Regions from separate parts of the Homo sapiens genome. Here region 2 is linked to region 1. A link is a contact called in ENCODE Hi-C or POLR2A ChIA-PET data. All regions are on one chromosome and are shown on one strand. The core of a region is the stretch at or near the end of the contact, and the rest is flanking DNA. Distances in the headings are between cores, read along the strand shown.

Region 1 (7,408 bases), core at 3,523-6,022:
GTGCCCACGGTGTAATATAGGAGCCCGTGAGAACATCGCCACCTCCTCTACTCAGATGCAGCCTGGAGGAAATTCACAGAGGCTGCAAATGGTAACTATTCGCACTGTTGTCGTCAGGTTCTGCTATAGATTATTAGTTATTATCCTATACACTGTTTAATGTAAATCTTGATAAGCACTAGAAACTTACCAGAAAGATGCAAACTCCAGGCAAAGTAGGCTATATTCTATAACCTGGGTTATTCATTTCTGCAATCAGTTCTACACGTCTGTCCCTGCTCCCTCCCCTGAAGGAACAGGTGCTGTTTCGTGCCACTTAGAGGCCCATCTTCACCAAAGCTCCAGGGTGAATCCAAAGGAGAACAGATATCTACTAGCAGCTTTAGTTGCAGCATCTGGTGAGGTCTGCAGTTCATTGGCTGCCCATGGCTCAGTAATCTTGGTACCCTGGGCCCCCAAGTAGCCTCCCAATTATGCTCATAGTAGATTAATAAAAATGGCCCCAATTCTCCACCCCAGCCTGGGTGCAACTCCCTTGCAATGTGACTTGGAGCTCGTCCAATCATTAGAAGCAATCTCTTCTCCATCTCATGAAGCTGGGCCAGTAGAATCCAGCAGAAGTGATATTGGGTCAATTCTGAGCTTAGGCCTCCAGAGACCTGCATGCATGGGTCCTGGAAACTGCCTTGAGAACTAGCCCAAGCTAGCCTGCTGGATGACGACCGACAATGTGGAAGAGAGACCAGCTGACCTGGTCAAGGCTATTCTACACCAGTGTAAGGCCAGCCAACCCCCAAAGACATGTGCCTATGGTGTGATATAGGATGATCTTATTTCGCCTGGCTGATATCCAGCCAAGATCCACAGAGCTGCCTGCCCAACCCACAGCTGATCACAGACATAAAAATGAGCTGAGCTAGGACCAGAAGAGCTGCTCAGCTGACCGATGAGCAATGATAAATGCTTACTGTATTAAGCACTGAATTTTAGGGTGATTTGTAAGGCAGCAATTCAGCGAATACAACACCTGTCCCTGAGCCTCTCTTCTTCCCCTTCACTCCACTGAGCCAGGCCACAGGATGCATGTCAGCCTCGGTTTCCCTGCCTTGCACTCTGGTTCCTTACTAGGGCTACAGGCTTGCCCTCAACCCCAGTGTGCTTATACAGGGCCTAGGAGATGGCCTAATTCTAATCAGCTCCCTGAAACACTTTTTTTTTTCCCTTCGTACAATGCCCAGGCAGGAGTAGGGTCCTACTAGATCTGTCACCAGCACCTTGACGCATTGTCCTTGTCCCTTTCTGTTATCTTCCTGCTTCTGTGTGTGATCCACTGACTGGCTCACACTTCCTTCTCCCCAAGGACAGATTTTATTGAAATCTGTGCACACTGATCCTGCCCAAGGTCTGACACCAGTAATTCAAAAGCACTGGACCATTCGGTGGAGCTCAGATTGACTCCTGAAGGAACTGGTCCATCAGAATGCTCCAGAAGACACCCTCCCAGCTCAAGGGCCCTTGTGAATGAGTAAACGTTGCCCTTTCATCAACGTTGCCTGAGCCTGAGAGGGGGCTGATACCCACCTGAGAAGCGTCTTGTGGAAAAACTGCATCGAAGGCAAACATCTTTGGAGGAACCTGGTTGCCTCTCTTTTGGAAGGCATTTTGACCTCCACAAGTCAGGGGATCGTACAAGGTGATCTGCTTCTTCCGTGGGTCCACCTTTAAGAAAGAGCTGGATTCTGAAGTATCTCGAGCCAAGGTGGAACAGATGCGAAGCATGACTTTCACCTGTTAAGAAAAGATGGGCGACAGCATGGATGAAGACAGCTGGGTGTTTTACGATGGAGCACCCTTGTATACTCTGCGATATACATGCACATGGCAGCACTGAACTTTCTCAGGATAAATTATGATGAAATGCACAGTGAATTAGCAACATCATCCTTGGTGGGTCACGGGAAAACTGATTTATTTATAATTACCAGGTAGAATATTTTGATATGCCCATTACTTCAATATGGAGCTGGCACATCATGTTCTTTGTCTTCCTATTAATATAAATTGAATATTAACTGCGCCCTCGTGGCCCAATTACACAGATGAAAAGGTAGTCTGGACTGCCAAACTATAGGGGCTGGTGCAGTTTCCTTGAAGCTCACAGATCAATAAACCATGCACATAAAAGTTAGCTCCGTAATTTACTCCTTGGCTCAGCTCATCAGGACTCTGGGAGACAAAAATCCACAGTTATTAGTGTCATCATTAAAGAACCGTGAAATGGCCTGCTTTTAATGGCCAGCATTCGAAATGTGTTCCAAGGGGCAACAGTGATAAAAGACTGGTCTGCGACGTGTTATTTGGGATCCCATTAAGCGAGTGCAGAGAAGTTGTCGTTTCAGAGAATGGAAGTGCATCTCTGGAGGGAGCAGGAGGCGCTGCCCTTTAGCCCACTTTCTGCGTGATTGAACACTGAGCACCTCTGGTACCCACCACCAACCCAGCCCCGTCCTGCAGGCGAGCGAGGTGCTTATGGAAATGCACAGTCAGCCTTGGGGTTCTAAGGTGAACAGAAATCAGGCTGAGGCCTCACACGGGTCTGGAAGCTACAGTCCTGGGAAAAGGGACAGCATTTGCTCTAACTGGCTCTTTGTTACTGTGTTGTGAGTTCAGTCCAACAAATGATGGGCACTTTTTTTGAGCACCTACTATGTGCTGGGCACTGTGCTAGGCATGGGGGATGCAAAGATATGTAATGCATAGAGTAGCAGGATAGACACAGATACAGGTAATTTTAGTAATATGTGGCAACTTCGGAAGGTATGCACAAGGATTATTTCTAAATTCCTCTCTGTGTCTTGTTCTCTTTGTCTCATCAGTTGTCAGGTTTGGTGAAATCTCTGTCATGCAATTTTGAGGAGGAGGGGTGGTTGTAATTTTTAAATAAAATATTTTCAACATATAGAAATGCTCAGAGAATCATAATGTTGTTCAAGACGGAGATCCTCCTGCCAATCTCGACTCTCTCTGCTGAGCGATGAGGACTAATCTGCAGTGAGCAAAGCTGAAGGTAAAGAATCCCAAGGGCACTGGGTCCGCAGGTGTCCTGCACCGTGTCCCCGCTGTGCTTGCCTTCTAACTTAAGAACAGTTCTCCGTGGAGATCCGGAAGCCAGTGTCCCAGTAGAAGGAGCCCGAGTGTGGGACGCACTCTACCTCTGAGGGTTTAGATCTTGCTTCTCACACTGAGGTCATAGAAAGATCCCTGCCATTTTCTCTCATATGCCAGGACTATGCTGTTATCTACACGATCTCATTTAATCCTCCCAATGCTCCAGGGTGTAGGTATGCCTGTCCAGATTTTACAGATGAGAAAACTGTGTTATATAACTTGCCCCACATCACTGAACCTGTGGGTGGAAGACTGGACTTGGATCCCACCTCCAATGCCTACACTTTTTCCATCATGCCAGCTGCTGCCTCCCACAAACAGTCACACTTCTCAGAGCCCCCATTTCCTCACCTGTACAGTAGGAATAACAATGCCCGTCATATGGGCGGCTGTGCAAACTCAGTGAATGGGCATGTAAAGTGCTGAACATGGCCCAGGCTTGTCTTGAACTCCCACCTCTGCCTCCCAAAGCACTGGGTTTACAGGCATGGGTGCCACGCCCAGCCTCAAGCCTTACCATTAACGCTGTGATTGGAAAATGATAAGATATCATGATCCAGGAGGAGGCAAGTCAAGAGAGGAGGGAGGAAGAGATCTAGGAATTGAATGCCCAGCATGTGGGCAGAGGTGGGAGTTCAAGACAAGCCTGGGCAACATGGTGAGAGCCCATCTCTACAAAAAGTTAATTAAAAAAAAATAGCCAGGTGTGATGGTGCACACCTACAGGTGCCAGCTACTTGGGAGGTTGAGGTAGCAGGGTCACTTGAGCTCAGGAGTTCAAGGTTACAGTGAGCTATGATCATGCCACTGCACTCCAGCCTGGGTGACAGAGCGAGACCTTGTCTCTCAAAAACAAAACGGCCAGGCGTGGTGGCTCACGCCTGTAATCCCAGCACTTTGGGAGGCCGAGGCGGGCGGATCACAAGGTCAGGAGATAGAGACCATCCTGGCTAACACGGTGAAACCCCGTCTCTACTAAAAATACAAAAAATTAGCCGGGCATGGTGGCGGGCGCCTGTAGTCCCAGCTACTCGGGAGGCTGAGGCAGAAGAATGGCGTGAACCCGGGAAGCGGAGGTTGTGGTGAGCCAAGATCACGCCATTACACTCCAGCCTGGGCAACAAGAGTGAAACTCTGTATCAAAACAAAACAAAACATGATAAGGTTTTAGAACTCCTTGCCCTGGACTCTGGATAGCGTGAATCACAAGCAGGATACTGTGGGGGATTCCCGACAGACAGAGCTAGTTATGAAGCACTGGGCCCAACAAGGCTCCTATTAGTAAAACACAGTCAAATCCCACACAGCCGCTACATACAGGACAGTAACCAGTAGGTATATCTGCATTCCATTCTGGCAATTTTCTTATTCACTGTGACTTTCTAAGGTCTGATTTCAGTTCCACTCATTCCTACAGATCTGCCCCAGTTACACAGCATGTGTGCTAAGAGCATGCATTCAAGTCGCAACTTTGGGAAGGTCCCTGGGACCTTCAGGCTTTCTGTAAGCAAATCTCCTAGCCCAGCCTCTGAGCATTGCAAGTCAAGGATGATGCAACGCCAGGCAGAGCTGATGGAGCCCACAGCCCACTGCTTTTCTATTTCACAATTTTGCATGCAATTTCTGGGTAACCAGAGGTGCTGAATGTAAAATATGAGCTCAGCCAGGCGAGGGCTGACAAGGAGAAGCGGGAAAGAAGGGGCTGAATGAGTGAGTCATTGGTCCAGAAGGAATGCTCCTGCATCTTAACGAAATCCCGAGCCTGCGGCTCATTTTCTGCAGAGAGGCTGAAGATCCCAGTCGCTGGTCTGGCCAAAGAGATACACACAGTTCTTTAAAAACCCACTGAGCTCCGAGCTGGGGGAAAGGCCACACTCCATTCTTTTCTTTGCAATGCGTCTAAATAAATGGACTTTTTTTTCCCTTAAAGGAAGGAAATTAAGTTTTTCTGCTTCACCTCCTTTGTATCATTATTCCTTTAGTCCGGCACTCCACTTCCTGCTTAATCTGCTATAATTAAAGTGCTTAGGAGATACCACTTGTGATCAAGAAAGTCCCTCGGACTTGTTGCCAGGAGTTCTTGCTTTTGTCACTAACACCCTTAGGTTCTTGGCAACATCTCCTCCAGCCCCGCCTCTCCCTGCTGCTCTCCAGAGAGGGTCCAGGCAGCTGTTAACAGGCACGGCCTTCTCCCCAGCTCTCGGGCTCAAAGGGACGGTCACTATTTCACTCCCAAGGGTAGACCTGCAGGGAATGGGATCCAGAAAGCTAAAGGAACAGCCTGAGTGGTGGCCAGGAAGGCCCCCTGACACCCTGATTCAAGCAAGAAGAGACTGGCATTTCCTGCACCCAAGTCCCCACTGGTCGGGACCTCGCTCTGCCCTGTTTGTTTATTCCACGGATGGATTGGGACAGCTGTTGCTCTGGACAGCAGTTGTCTTTATGTCCTGCTCATTAATCAGTTCAGCACCTTGTTCTGGACGGCATCATGGGGCTGAGGGAGAAAGGAACTGTGAGACACTCACCGAGAGAGGCAGAGCCTCGCTCCCAAACTGCACAGACACTCCATCGACATGGAGGTGATCGCTGCCACACAGCCTGACTGGAGGCTGAGGAGGAGCAGCCCCGTCATCTCTCACCGTGACCACTACACGTGATCACAGCAGACAGATATTCCTGTTTTTCCCTCGTCACGGAGCGTAGCCACATGGTGCACATGTAGGAGGCTCTTCATGGCCTGTTTCTCTACCCAGAAGCTGTCCAGCTAGAGGTTTTCTGCAGACTCAAGCGTTCAGGAGGGCTATGGGCAAATGTGACCACTGGAAGGATCCCTCAGCAGTAAGAAAAAGACTACAGATGATAAGAAGGTGGCAGGAGCAAGGGAGAACTCCATCAGCGCTTCTCATGCATGAGCTTTGTTTCAACTCACTTTGTGGATACCCACAATGAAGGCCCTCTACAGACACACAGGAACCCGAGTCTTGGCCACAATAAATGCCCAGTAAGAGTGTGTAGGTGATGATAAATAGTTTTTACCCCTACAAGGTTCTAGGCTACAGAGTTAATTCACCACTGGCCTCTTCTGATCCCTTATCATCTCTCTATCTGAACTAAAGGAGCATGCTCTAACCCAATACAAGGAAGCTAAGAACCTTGAAAAAAGGTTAGAGGAATTGCTAACTAGAATAGCCAGTTTAGAGAAGAACACAAATGACCTGATGGAGTTGAAAAACACAGCATGAGAACTTCATGAAGCACACACAGTATCAATAGCTGAATCGATCAAGCGGAAGAAAGGATAGCAGAGATTGAAGATCAACTTAGTGAAATAAAGCGTGAAGACAAGATTAGAGAAAAAAGAATGAAAAGGAATGAACAAAGCCTCCAAGAAATATGGAACTATGTGAAAAGACCAAACCTATGTTTGATTGGTGTACCTGAAAGTGATAGGGAGAATGGAACCAAGTTGGAAACCACTCTTCAGGATATTATCCAGGAGAATTTCCTCAAACTAGCAGGACAGGCCAACATTTAAATTCAGAATATATAGAGAACACCAAAAAGATACTCCTCGAGAAGAGCAACCCCAAGACACAAAATCGTCAGATTCACCAAGGTTGAAATGATGGAAAAATGTTATGGGCACTAGAGAGAAAGGTCAGGTTACCCACAAAGGGAAGCCCATCTTCCCTAGACTAACAGCAGATCTCTCTGCAGAAACCCTACAAGCCAGAAGAGGGTGGGGGCCAATAGTCAACACTCTTAAAGAATTTTCAACCCAGAATTTCATATCCAGCCAAACTAAGCTTCATAAGCAAAGGAGAAATAAAATCCCTTACAGACAGGCAAATGCTGAGAGATTTTGTCACCACCAGGCCTGCCTTACAAGAGCTCCTGAAGGAAGCACTAAACATGGAAAGGATCAACTGGTACCAGCCCACTGCACAAAGATACCAAATTGTAAAGACCATTCATGCTATGAAAAAACTGCATCGACTAATGGGAAAAATAACCAGCTAGCATCATAATGACAGGATCAAATTCACACATAACAATATTAACCTTAAATGTAAATGGGCTAAATGCCCCAATTAAAAGATATAGACTGGCAAATTGGATAAAGAGTCAAGACCCATCAGGGTGCTGTATTCAGGAGACCCATCTGAGTCACACATAGCCTCAAAATAAAGGGATGGAGGAAGATTTACCAAGCAAATGGAAAACAAACAAAAAAAGCAAG
Region 2 (7,408 bases), core at 3,291-5,790, 280 kb before region 1:
AGATGGGAACTTTTCTAAGATTCCTATTCTGCTCTCTCCTGATGAAGAATAACTTCTTTGGGGAGAAAGGAAAAACCCTAAGAATTGAGTAGCTTTCTGTGATCTCTTGATGTTTCTCACACGCTTGAAGCAGCGACTCTGTCTCTTCCATGCTTTCTCGTTGCTCAGAGAGCACTGAAGCGTTTCTCATCACCTCGGTTACTCAGCGTTGTCCTCTTACACTCTTCGTCTCCATCGCAGTGTTCTGCTGCCTACTCCCCATCTCTTCTGTAACAGCACAGCTCATGTGCATTTAGCGGTTACTGCGAGCCAGTTGCTATGCACAGCACTTTGCATATTATCTCATTTAGCCCTTAGGCCCACCCTATGAGGTAGGTCATCTAGTCCTATTGGGAAATGCTTATCAGCTGTTTGTGAGCAGTGTGCTCAGATGTTGTTCTAGAACGTGAACCTTGTACAGACTAGAAATGCATAAAGCAAATGGGAACCTAAGCGACTGTCAAGCATTTTCAGACTCATAGTTTCCAATAGTTTAATGACTACCGTGCCCTCATTATCAAGATTATAGCTGCACTGAAAATGGAAATGGGGAGATGGGCAAGCGGTTCTCAGATGTGTTAACATGAAACCTAGATTAAAGAAATAACACTGCTCTTCCTGGAGGCCAAACAAATACAAATTGGTTTCATGGGCTAAACTGTAGTTGGAGAAAAGGGGCATTACTCTTTTGAAAATCTTAGCATAGGCAGCTTCCCTTCTTTCTCTGCCGGAACCCATGTTTGTTTACACTCACAAGCTCAACGCCCTCTTCCTGCCATCCCTGCGTTGTCCCTCTCCAACCCTCCAACTGCTGATGACATCAACAGTATATTCCTGCAGTTCAGGCCCCTGTAATGCAATGGGGCTGTGAAAGTCACAGGATCCTGCAGACAGGTGCTGGGGCTGCTTCTGGCCTTCCCTCAGCTGGGCTTCCTCCTTGCCAAGTTGTCCTCAGCTGGCCCCTTTTTACCCATTCTCTATAGCACTCCCAGACCCTCACTACTGCTCCATCCTCCTAAGCCTCTGCTGTCTCTTGATTTCAGTAGATAGGGAAAAAGAGTCCATCAGACATAAAGCCCATCTCAACTTCCCACCCTGCTGACTTCCAGATGCAACTCTATCTGCACCCATTCTGTCTCTTCCTGTTAGAGGAAATGGGGACCTCCTTGCCAAAGCCGAGTCCCCACCACCCGCTTCTACCACCTGTGCTCTTGACCCTACCCTCTGCCTCCTCGTGGACCTCGCCCCCCTTGCTGCCCCATCTGTTGGGGTCTGCCTTTCCGTGTCCACTGACTCCTTCCCTGTGGCATAAACGTGCCCACACTTTCCCGTTATAAGAAACAAACTCTTTTTCCAGCTCAGCTCTTGCCTCTAACCATTGTTTCCTGTTTAATCTGTGAAACCCCTTGAGTCATCTGCACACTTAATGACCCTGTTTGTTTTCTCTTAACTCCCACAATAGGAGTTATCACTCCCCAAAGCACGCTCTCTCTGATGTCATCGGTGAGCCCCTGATTTCAAATCCATTGACCTCCTTTGAGTCTCTTCCCCATTGATGCCATTGTTGAGTTCCACACCACCTGTCCCTTCCTTCCTCCTCCTGGGAACACTCTCCTTTCGTTTCCGTGCCCTCCTTTACTTCTCCGCTTTGCCCCTGAGATTCTTGGGCCCCGTTGGATTGGGTGATTTCCTCTGTCGCATATCTTCAGATTCCACCTGCGTGGCGTTGACTTCCAAGTCGACACTTCTCACTTTCACTTGTCTTCTGGGTCTAGTTTCATATTTCCCGCTTCCTAGGGGTAACTGTACCTGGATTCTCTGCAGACATCTTATATTAGCATGTCCAAAAGCGAACGTCCCTTTCCTAAACACCTTTCTACATTCCCCATCTCACCGGAAGGCTTCGCCATGCACTCAGCCACTGAAGCCAGATGCATGGCCGTTGTCCTGGAATCCTCTACTCTCCACAGACTTACTCCCAGGTTATCATCTTGTTACACTCTCTTGAATTGTTCCTTTTCTCTTCAGTCTCTCTCTTCCTCTCTCACTGTTGCTAAGGCACGGCCTTATTCAGATTCATGTCATCTCTTTCTGGATTGTTGAAACATCTACCTAACACCTTCCGCCTTCAGTCCCTCCCACCTGCAAGTGTATTTTCCACGTAAATATTTGAAAAACATAGAGATTATACTTAAAATCTCCCCATGTCTCCATGTTGCCCATGCAGGATCAAATTCATTCTTTGATCTGACCCCTTCCCTACCTCTCTACCTCATATCTAAACCTTTATCTCCACCCCTTTCCCCCGATGAACCGTTTAATTCAGCTTTATGTTTTTGGGTCTGTGGGCTCATTCTGAAGTAGCCCTTCAGCTTAGTGGGGAAAAGAGCCTCTAAGGAAAAGCAGCCTCTGAACAGCAAGTAACTGCAGACCTAGTAGGGCAGCAGAGGGCCGGGGAGCTGCCCCGTCTCCGCAGCGCCGCCCTGCCATGCATGAGTGAACCAGAAGCACCCAACAGCGTGGCCTCCCCAAGGACCTCTTTCTCTTCTCTGCTACTGGCCTTCCTGCTTGTCTCTCCTTGTCTAATGCTTCCATAGCCTCCAAGCCTGAACTCATGCATCCTCTTCTCCGGGACATTTTCCCTAAATCCCGGCCAGGCAGAGGGCTCTGCCTCTGTGCTCCCATAGCCTCCAAGCCTGCACTCATGCATCCTCTTCTCCAGGACATTTTCCCTAAATCCTGGCCAGGCAGAGGGCTCTGCCTCTATGCTCCCATAGCCCCAGGGCTTACCTCTCTGTTATCACGTGCGGTATTTAGAAATGATACATTTGTTTGGCCGTTTCAACCACTGGAATGTAAGCTGAGGCCACATCTCAGCTGTGTCTTCTCAGATCCAGTACCTGGCCCTGGAGTGCACTGGGGAGATGTTGTCATATATTGAGCTAAAGAGCACCTGAAGGGCATGAGATTTATTCCCCGTAGTGCCACAGACTTGGTCACTTTTGTGTCTATTGTAAATAAACTATTTGTGCAAAAGCAGAGAACATGGGAGACAGAACTGTAGATTGAGCAGACAAGAAAAAAGAAAAGCAAAACCATCAATACTTGCAGCAAGTCTTAACCATGTCGGCACGAAGAGTGACAGCATGATCGCAGAGATTCGGAGCAATGGCTGAGGCGGCAAAGGCCACGCTGATGGTCCTTGGCCCAGACTGTGCATTGGAATCACCTGGGGAGCTTAGAAAAGATACCGGTATCTGCCTGCCCCCAAGAGATGCTGATATCATTTGCCTCGATGGAACCCGGTCTGTATTCTTAACAGCTCCTGAGGTGATTCTAAGTATATACCCACCTTACCTTACTAGGCCCTTACAGCAAAGAGGAGAGACAAAGCTGGAGGAACAACAGGTCTGCAGTTTGAGGGAAAGTCGGAGCCCTCAGTATCCCTTAAAGCATATTCCTGGGATGTGTGTGTATGTGGGCATGTCTGTGGGTATCTGTGTGTTTGCACACTCTTGGTAGCATAGGGGAGGAAGTAAGCTCTCTGCAGCCCTCTGGAGTGAATTAAAGCCTCTGATACATATTTTAAAAAGCACATCCAGAGCTATCCAGCTTCCACTGGTGATGAAGACCTGGGACTTTCTCATATTAAGTCCTCTGAATGAAGGTCTGGGTACCCCTTGTTCTTGCACAGAGCAAGAGGGATTTGTAAGTTTGTTTACCTCCGGAAAAGAAATCCTTGCGTATTTTAGTTGGTAAGCATTTACAAACCTTAAAATCTTACTTTCAGAGTAGTCTCAAAAGTTAAATGGAAAGTAAAACAGAAATGGTAAAGGCAAACAGCTAGGGCTGTGTAATTTTGGCCCACAATGAGTATGACCCAAAATGAAAACAAAAACTAATCAAAAGGTAATCATTTCCTAAATCTTCTGTGACTGGCATCGTAGCATTCCCTTGGGCAAGAGGAAGAATATTAGGGGTATGAGAAGCATTATATCATCTTGTATACTCAAAAAGCCATTTTGAACATCCAAATTTGAGGAACTTCATCAGATATCAATATAAAGATGATACCTATACTGCTGGGGACAGATTTGAGGTTTGATGTTGCCCACATGCCAGGTTCTAATGGAAGATGTGCACGACTCAGGCGGCTCAGTGAGCAGTTCTCTGGTAGTAGGAGTATTCTGAGTATATAGTTGAATATCTATTTCCAGCTCTCCCCACAATTTCCAGCATGTTCTGAGTGAAATCACTTGCCCCTCCCTGTACCTCCTTTCCTTCCTGTGCAGTAGGGACCTGTCTGATCGTCATCTGCTAATGTTTATGAAGCTCCGTCAGACCTTTGTCTGGAAGACTCTGTTAACAGTAATGCATGCTTGGTTTATGAGACGGTTACAAGAGAATGGAGGTGGAGGCAGGGTGCCAAACATGGCCAGTACTTTTATCTTTGACATTACAAAGAGGTCCTCTGGCTGAGAGCCAGCCTGGAGTTTACTGGAATCAAAAATGCAGACATGTGCTTTCTGTTGGCGTGCCAGGAAGCGGCTCGCCGTGCCGTCAGCCAGCACTTCACTTCCATGGCTGCAGAGCTGCTTGCAGGAGCGTCTAAGTCCTGGTGATTTTGTGTAGTCTGTCTCATGGATACGAGGTGAGGCACAAAAGAGCTGTACCATGGAATCTGGTCACCCCTCTCTCCTCCCAAACTTTACAAAGTAGTGTTCTCCTCACCAGACCTTTAGGCCAAGTGACTGCCCTCTGGGGTGACCCACCCTCCAGCTTCAAGGGACAGATCTCTGTATGGATTGATTCACAGACTACAGACTTTTCTTTTTTTGTTTTAGAATAATTGGAGGAACACTGGCTTTTTTTCCAGTGAGATACAAAATACAATTCTAGAATTTTTTTTTAAAGGCTGAGAGATTAAAGTAATTTCTTTCCCTCGAACAGCGACATGTTTCTTTTGAACTTTTGGCTTGTGTGACACATGGTCTAAGGATTTCAGTGCTGCCTTATGAAGTGTTTGTAGAACGGGATAATTTCTGCAGCCCAACTCTGAAGACTTAGGGGACGCTATGGAACCCTCCATTAACTGATGTTAAGAGAGAGGTTCTAATGTCAAAATAAATCATTTCTTTAGATGACCCGTAAGATTGCCTCCTAAAAAGCTATGTCTAGACTTGTGTCTCAGGGACTTGTTATGTGAAGCTGTCATTGTGGACCCCAGCTAAACTATTCCTTTAATTCAGAACCACAGATTAGATAATCTGATGTGCTCGCTTTAGCAGATAAGCAAATACCATGTTTACCCAAGCTTGGAATATTGCCTGTTATAATCATTATACATACAAATGTTAGAGGGAATGTGTGAATTAAATAACCATTGTCAAATTCTTGGTTTGGCAGAAGGTAGTACCATGTTGAGTGTTGTCTTCAGTCCTGTAGACTCTCTGTGCTATGGCTGGGGTTGTTTATACTTGAGAAAACTCAGTTTAAAATAGAATGAAGGAGGGACAAATCAGAACAAAGGCATTTACAATTTGTTGCACAATCACAAACCCCAGCAACCTTCCTATCAGAATTTCAGGTCTGTTTTCATGGACAACATATACTTTACACATAGGCGACTAATGGAGTGGAAGGATTAGTTTCCATGTCAGTGGTAACCCTAATGTAGTTCTCACCTGGGCAAGCGGAGCCAGGAGGCACTGTTAGACTCTAGGCCTCACAGCTGGCCAGTGGCAGAGCTGGTACCAGGGCCCGGCCTCCTTAGTTCCACTTCCGTAGTGCTGCCTGTCACACAGTCTTACATGCCAACAGCACAGAACCCAAATCAAGCTATCATTCATCCCATGTCTGAATGTCTCTGGAGTGGCCACATCTAGGTTATCCTATAACCTTCGCCTTCGGGACACTGCCCTTTAAACCTCACTTGAATCTGTTCTGCGGCAGCTTAAAGCATTTTTATCTCTGTTGGCAGAGGAGAATGAGAGCATCTGTCCTCAAAGAAGAAAATACAAAAGATGGAGATGTGGCCGATTAAAGGAGATGAGGGCTGCAGCTTTGGTCTTCATTAAGACAAAACTCACCCTGAACTTTGGAGGTGTACTTTATCTTAATGGCTATTGTCAGGAGAACAATTTTCCTGTAAAATCTTTGCATTTTTCCCAGAATCTCAAACCTCCCACCTGGTAGCGTTTACACAACAGTATTGGCAGGACTTGGGTAGGAGTTGTGAGTATGGGCTTACAGCAGCCTAAGCCATCCATTTGGTAGTCTCTCTACAGATGTGAAAAGAATTTGTCTGAATGTGCATTTGCAAGTGGAGCTCATAGCCCTCTGTGTCATCTAATCCCCATTATATGTTATTACATCAGGAACATACCTTTCCAGTATGGGGGGAGGGTGCAAGCAAGTGTCTCCTTCCTAAATGTATTCATGTGTGTTTAACTGCCTTGTATATCAGCCCATCATGCTAGTTTTCTACAAAATGCTTTTCTACAGAAGGCTCATTTTTAGCAAGCACCACTGACAAGAGGTAGGCTCTCAAACTGCCCTCAACGTGTAGATGCTGTTTTTATTCTCTCCAGGTTGACTTGATTTTATATAAGCAAATAAGCTTATTTCTCTGAGAAGCAGTTTTATTCACTGGGATGGGAACAACCCCACACAGAGGGAGGGGAGGTGTTGAGGCTGTAGCCGGAAAAGGCCTTTGGTGGTTCTAGAAGTTCTGACTTCATACCTTCAAGGCTGTGCTCCGTTTCCCAGAAGCTATGAAGGGAATATCCCCTTCCTTCTGGCAATTCTGTGTAGCTGGAGATTGAACCTTGAAATCGCAGTTGGTTTGAATGTGTGGTTTGTGGAAATTTGTAGTTGCAGGAGAGCCCTGTTTCTGCCTGAGATCTAAAGCTAAATGGGCATTTGGCAAATGCTGGCAGCGACGGTGGGAATGTAAAGTGAAATGGAACAGAGCTGCCAGTGGCTTCAGCTGTTTGATGACTTCTTCTCCTCACCACGAGCATTTTTGTTTGGATTGGGCTCACAGCCCCTGGTTGCCCAAGTGCTCCTCAGTTGGATCCAAGGGAGTGACGGGGCTGCCCGACGGGAGAAGGCTCTCTCATCTGAGAAGAGGACATCCATCCTGGGGTCGGCCAGCTCAGGGAGGCCGGTGAAGGAGAAGGCGGCAGGAACTCTGGGCTCTCTCATCTGAGAAGAGGACATCCATCCTGGGGTCGGCCAGCTCAGGAGATGGGTGAAGCAGCAGGAGGCGGGAACTTTGGGCTCTTGCGAGGATGCAAGCAGCTGCTTGGACTCACAATTCAGAGCCCTGCTACATCCTGCTTGTGGACATCTGTTAAAGGCACTGAGA

Evidence for each region. A loop is a pair of places that touch in the nucleus more often than their neighbours do. ChIA-PET counts read pairs that join two places held with the same protein, here RNA polymerase II (POLR2A). Pooled maps may share reads with other maps.
Region 2: a loop to region 1 is called in a map of IMR-90, with 1.8 times the contacts of the local background. The contact joins two enhancer-like sites. A Hi-C loop is called at or near these places in 1 of 168 maps with a recorded cell type or tissue (IMR-90) and 4 of 50 pooled maps. POLR2A ChIA-PET finds 5 or more read pairs at or near these places in 1 of 52 experiments (AG04450).

Annotation. Positions count from the first base shown.
Region 1 is chr1:245,596,957-245,604,364 of GRCh38, reverse strand. KIF26B (kinesin family member 26B) reads right to left here. Exons shown (of 15, transcript NM_018012.4): 6 at 1,582-1,788. Among named protein-coding and RNA genes, the nearest start is that of KIF26B-AS1, 370 kb to the right of the region's middle. Within about 2 kb of position 4,772, at least 2 of the 41 ENCODE cell types and tissues checked have a DNase peak (open chromatin) inside an H3K27ac peak, as active enhancers do.
Region 2 is chr1:245,872,248-245,879,655 of GRCh38, reverse strand. All of the region lies in intron 8 of SMYD3 (SET and MYND domain containing 3), which reads left to right. Among named protein-coding and RNA genes, the nearest start is that of SMYD3-AS1, 230 kb to the left of the region's middle. Within about 2 kb of position 4,540, at least 12 of the 41 ENCODE cell types and tissues checked have a DNase peak (open chromatin) inside an H3K27ac peak, as active enhancers do.